2 separate regions of the Homo sapiens genome follow, and region 1 is linked to region 2. The links are chromatin contacts, found by Hi-C or POLR2A ChIA-PET in ENCODE. All regions are on one chromosome and are shown on one strand. The core of a region is the stretch at or near the end of the contact, and the rest is flanking DNA. Distances in the headings are between cores, read along the strand shown.

The links. Hi-C counts contacts between places; a loop is a spot of excess contacts on that map. ChIA-PET counts read pairs that join two places held with the same protein, here RNA polymerase II (POLR2A). Pooled maps may share reads with other maps.
Region 1: a pooled map shows a loop between it and region 2 (4-fold over the local background). The contact joins two enhancer-like sites. A Hi-C loop is called at or near these places in 2 of 37 single-sample maps with no recorded cell type and 3 of 50 pooled maps. POLR2A ChIA-PET finds 5 or more read pairs at or near these places in 1 of 52 experiments (activated naive CD4-positive, alpha-beta T cell).

What each region holds. Positions count from the first base shown.
Region 1 is chr3:141,336,088-141,338,787 of GRCh38, forward strand. It overlaps a transcript of ZBTB38 not described here. Among named protein-coding and RNA genes, the nearest start is that of ZBTB38, 31 kb to the right of the region's middle. RefSeq lists an enhancer at 1,244-1,323. Within about 2 kb of position 1,429, at least 4 of the 41 ENCODE cell types and tissues checked have a DNase peak (open chromatin) inside an H3K27ac peak, as active enhancers do.
Region 2 is chr3:142,018,968-142,021,667 of GRCh38, forward strand. The region is part of intron 3 of TFDP2 (transcription factor Dp-2); the gene reads right to left. Among named protein-coding and RNA genes, the nearest start is that of TFDP2, 130 kb to the right of the region's middle. Within about 2 kb of position 1,309, at least 3 of the 41 ENCODE cell types and tissues checked have a DNase peak (open chromatin) inside an H3K27ac peak, as active enhancers do.

The DNA.
Region 1 (2,700 bases), core at 179-2,678, 680 kb before region 2:
CTGAAAGCAGACAGTCCTGTGCTGGAACTGCTAACCATGGGAGAAGGGACCCTCCCAACTTTACTTGGAAGGCTCTCAGTCTTGCCTGACTGCTGGTCGATGGGACGTTTGTCTTAAAGTATCAGCAAAGTACAAAGGCACTGGCTGGTGCCTGGATGAGCTTTATTCTCAGAAATATTCACATACTCTAAATGGGAGATGTCAAACCCATGCCAATAGCTCCATTAAAACCCAGGCTTCCCACCAAGAGCAACTGGCATGGTTTTCTATTTGCTTCTCTTGACCATCAGTGATAAAATTTACTATTTTATATAGAGAGACAGAACATGTGTTGGGCATCTCAGTAGTTCAAACCAAAGACAGAAAAACACCTCTTACATGTATGTAATAGATTTTTTTAAATATACAGTTTTCCTTTTTTTAATTAATTCATTTATTTATTATAGAGATGGAGTCTCACTGTGTTGGCCAGGGTGGTCTTGAACTCCTGGCCTCAAGCAATCCTTCCACCTCAGCCTCCCAAAGTGCTGGGATTACAGGTGTGAGCTACCACACCTGGCAGTAATAGATGAATTTACTTGTACAACAAACACAAATTTTTGTGTTGTGCGGTTTCTCACTAGGGCCACGGTCGGCCTCTGGGCAGAGATACTATTATGTGGTGTGGGATTTTCCCACATGGTAGGACATTTAGCATCCCCCGTCCCTGGGGAACTAAATGCCAGTAGCCCCCAGGAGAATTTGTGACATCCAGAAAATGCCCCCAGGCATTTCCAAACACCTTCTGATGGGTGAGACTGCCCATTTGAGAATCACTAGGCAGGGAAAAGTAAATTCCTTCATTTTACTTCAAATGGGGTGTGTTAGCATCATCTTGCTTGAGCAGCTTTAAAAAAATAGTTTCTAATTACGTACATAACACATTCTCTTTGCAAACAAATCCTATAGATAAAGCTGAAGTCTCCTTTGACGCCCACTTCCAGTTCTAGTCACTCCCCGCTTCTCTGAGGAAGTGAGAGTAACTGACATGGTTTCTACCTTCAAGACCCTTTGCTTTATGTTTATATACAGATGTAGGAACCTGCATACAAGTATAACGGAGTGTTGTTGGTGTGTGTTTGTGCTGTGTATTTCATCTGCAACTTGAATTTTTTACTCCACAATACCTGTTGAAGGTCTTTCCATGTCCAAACACGTAGAAATGCCTCATCCTACAGCCGAGTAATATGTAATGACTGCACAGCATTTTATCATGTTGATGGGCCTCTTAGCAAAGAGCTGCAAAGGAAATCAATTCCCTGGATGAGGCGTTGCCTGTGGTCTGGTCACAGGACCAAATTAGACAAAAGCTGAGGTCATTTTGAATCATCCCCTCCAACCCTGCCGCAGTCCACAGAACAAAGCAGTGGCCTGACTTGAATTTGAACATAGTATCTCTAAGCCTGGGTATTCTGGCATTGTGTAAACACAGATCTCTGAGCCTACTGCACTGAAATGGATTCATTTCCTTTTTTAGCTTCTGGCATGGCATTTTTAGTTGATAAATTGTGGTTCTAAGGAAGCAGGTTTGATGATCCCCTTTGTCCTTCAACCAAGTGTGTAAAGGAGGATGTTTACTTTTATGGGTAATTACAGGTCTATGAATTGAGCACTTAATATGAGGCACCTTCATCCCTTATCTCAAGTCCTCACAACAGTCCTTTGCAGGAGGTATTACTAGCTCATTTTTGCAGGGAAGAAAACTGAGACTTGCGGAGATTACATAATTTGTCTAAGGCAAATCAGTTAGTAAGTGACACAAACCCAGGGCTTACTCTCAGATAATAATTATCACTAATTTATTTATTTATTCAACAATATTCATTGAATGTCTATCATGTGCTGGAAATGGTACCCAGCACTAAGAATACATCAGTAAACAAGGTAGTAAACAAAGCCAACAAGCATATGAAAAAATGTTCAACATCACCAATCATTAGATAAATGCAAATAACCACAGTGAGATACCACCTTGCACCATCAGACTGGCTATTATTAAAAAGTCTAAAAATAACAGATGCTGGTGAGGTTGCAGAGAAAAGGGAACACTTATACACTGCTGGTGGGAGTGTAAACTAGTTCATCTGCTGTGGAAAGCAGTTTGGTGATTTCCCAGAGAACTTAAAACAGAACTGCCACTCCACCCAGCAATCCTATTACTATACTCAAAAAAAATACCCAAAGGAATATAAATCGTTCTGCTGTAAAGACACATGGATGCATGTTTATCGCAGCACCATTCACAATAGCAAAGACATGAATCAACCTAAATGCCCACCAGTGGTGGACCGGATAAAGAAAATGTGGTACATAGACACCATGGAATACTATGCAGCCATAAAAAGAATGAGATCATGCCCTCTGCAGTAACATGGATAGAGCTGGAGGCCATTATCCTAAGCGAATTCATGCAGGAACAGAAAAACAAATGCTGCATTTTCTCACTTAGAAGTGGGAGCTAAACATTGAGTACACATGGACACAAAGAGGAGAACAATAGACAACAGGGTCTACTTGACAGTGGAGGGTAGGAGAAGGGTGAGGGTCAAAAAACTTCCTATCAGGTACTATGCTTGTTACTTGGGTGATGAAATAATCTACACGCCAAACCCCTGTGACATGCAATTTGCCTATGTAACAAATCTGCACATTGTACCCCCT
Region 2 (2,700 bases), core at 59-2,558:
GAAGAAATACGTTTATTCTATTATACTTGCTGCAAATATTTCCCCCAATTGAACAGTGTTTGCTTTTATATATTATTCTTCGCACATTTTTTTTTTTTTTTTTTTTGTTTTGGTGAGACGGAGATTTACTCTTGTTGCCCAGGCTGGACTGCAATGGCACGATCTCGGCTCACCGCATCCTCCGCCTCCCAGGTTCAATGGATTCTCCTGCCTCAGCCTCCTGAGTAGCTGGGATTACAGGCATGTGTCACCATGCCCAACTAATTTTGTATTTTTAGTAGAGACGGGGTTTCACCGTGTTGCCCAGGCTGATCTTGAACTCCTGACCTCAGGTAACCCGCCCGCCTCAGCCTCCCAAAGTGCTGGGATTACAGGCGTGAGCCACTGCGCCCGGCCTATTTGCACATTTTTAAGAATGTAGTCAATTTTGTAACTTTTTAATGACTTTTGTGTCAAACTTAAAAAGGCCTGTGTGTGTTTAAATATAAAAATGAAGGAAGTGAGACTAATTGCCAGGGTTTTCCTAAATTTACCTTTGCTCCCTGGAAGTGTACTTTATACATGCACTTTAAACATGCTGCATTTTACTTATCGTATAGGTTTTATATTTCCAGTTGGATATGCTGTTCTTATAAATTAATTATCAGCAGTTAGAATGTATACTAAGATTATATTAAACACCCCCCCCAACATCTTCTTATACAATTTTAAAGCCTTCATTTTAAATTATAAATCCTTGACCCACCTGGAAGTTATCTGATATAAGAAGTGACAGATCCAAGGTTTTCCCCCTGAGTTAGCCACTTTTAATGAATAATCCACTCCATGCTGATATGAAATGCAACCTTGAGTTTACTTATTTGGGTCAATTTATTGATTTTCTATTCTGCTCCACTGATCTGCCTCTTCATATGTCAGTTCCCCATGGTTTTGTTTCATTCATGATTAACAGTTCCACAAAAGAATAAGCTGAGTCAGAAAAAGAAAGTAGTGTCAGAGCATTTCCTTCCTTCCTGTACTACCTTTTAACTATCTGTTAATAACTACTGTAAAAGACTATCAATTAGCTTCAAATACAGTACTGAAGAGGTCAAGTCACAGGTCAATTCTAGAAGGGGCAATTTGTTTTGCAAAGAGAAATGATTTCACAACCTTAAGACTGTATTTCTAATTTTAGCCAGCCATCTAGAAAGCAATATATGCCACTGAAAACAAAGTAGACTAGGGAGAAAGGATATGGATGACTCAGGGGATATCTATCACCTGTATTTCAAAAATAACTCTTGGGCCAGGGACGGTGGCTCACGTCTGTAATCCCAGCACTTTGGGAGGCCAAGGTGGGTGGATAAGGAGGTCAGGAGTTCAAGACTAGCCTGACCAACATGGTGAAACCCTGCCTCTACTAAAAATATAAAAAATTAGCCAGGAGTGGTGGTGTGTGCCTATAATCCCAGCTGCTTGGGTGGCTGAGGCAGGAGAATTGCTTGCACTCGGGAAGTGGAGGTTGCGGTGAGCCGAGATGGTGCCATTGCACTCCAGCCTGGGCAACAGAGCAAGACTCCGTCTCGGGGGGGAAAAGAAAGAAAGAAGAAAGTAACTCAGGCTCTGTAGGTCAACAGCATCACCTATGTAAATGAAATAAAAACAAACTTTGCAGTTACTCTGACTTCCTTCATTTTTATGTTTAAATATACTCATATACCTTTTTCTTTAAAAAAAAAAAAAAAGTTTTCAGGCTAGGTGTGATGACTCATGCCTACAGTTCCAGCACTTTGGGAGGCTGAGGCAGGAGGATTGCTTGAGTCCAGGAATTCAAGACCAGCCTGGGCAACATAGTAAGGCCTCATCTCTACAAAAAAATAATAAAATTACCCAGGTGTAGTGACACACACTTATGGTCCCAGCTATATGGGAGGCTGAGGCAAGAGGATCTCCTGAACCCAGGAAGTCGAAGCTGCAGTGAGCTGTGTTCATGCCACTGCACTCCCATCTGGGTGACAAAGCAACACCCTGTCTCAAAAAAAAAAAAATAGTTTTCACTTTATTTACTAACTAGTATTACCTACCTGCACATGCACATTACACCACTGTTATGTTTTATTTTGATGCATTTGTACTGAACCATGTTCGCCAAAAGTCACTAAGATTAAATACAAAGTTAATCACTATTACAAAACTTTTTAACTGAATGACCTCAACATCACTATAATTGGGATGGGTGACAAAGAGAAGATAAAAAAGTTCATAATATCTCCAAAGTATAATGGTTAAAGTGACCTCTGGAACCTTCCTCTTTCTATTTGGTTCTAAATGGAGATCAGGCATCCCATTGTGCAAAGATAAGGACAGAAAATCTGACACGCACATTCCTACATATCACATACACGGAAGGAAAAGCCTGAATGTTTCTGCAGCTGCCAGAACATAGAGAACTTTCAGGATTCACCCAAATGGATCACCTAACCAGAATCTTTCCAAAGGATCCTTGAAATGACCATAATATTAAGTGTATTTATAGCTCTATGGTCATATTTCTAAATGAATAAATCTTATATGTCAGTCTTTCCTACATACTTTCCCTAGAAGATCAAACCTGTTCTCTTGGCTTTGTTGAACATTTTCACTTAGGGGACACTTTCTAAAAACGATTAGCTAGCTCCCTCCTTTTCTTGTATCTAGAACCATGAATGCCCTAAATTC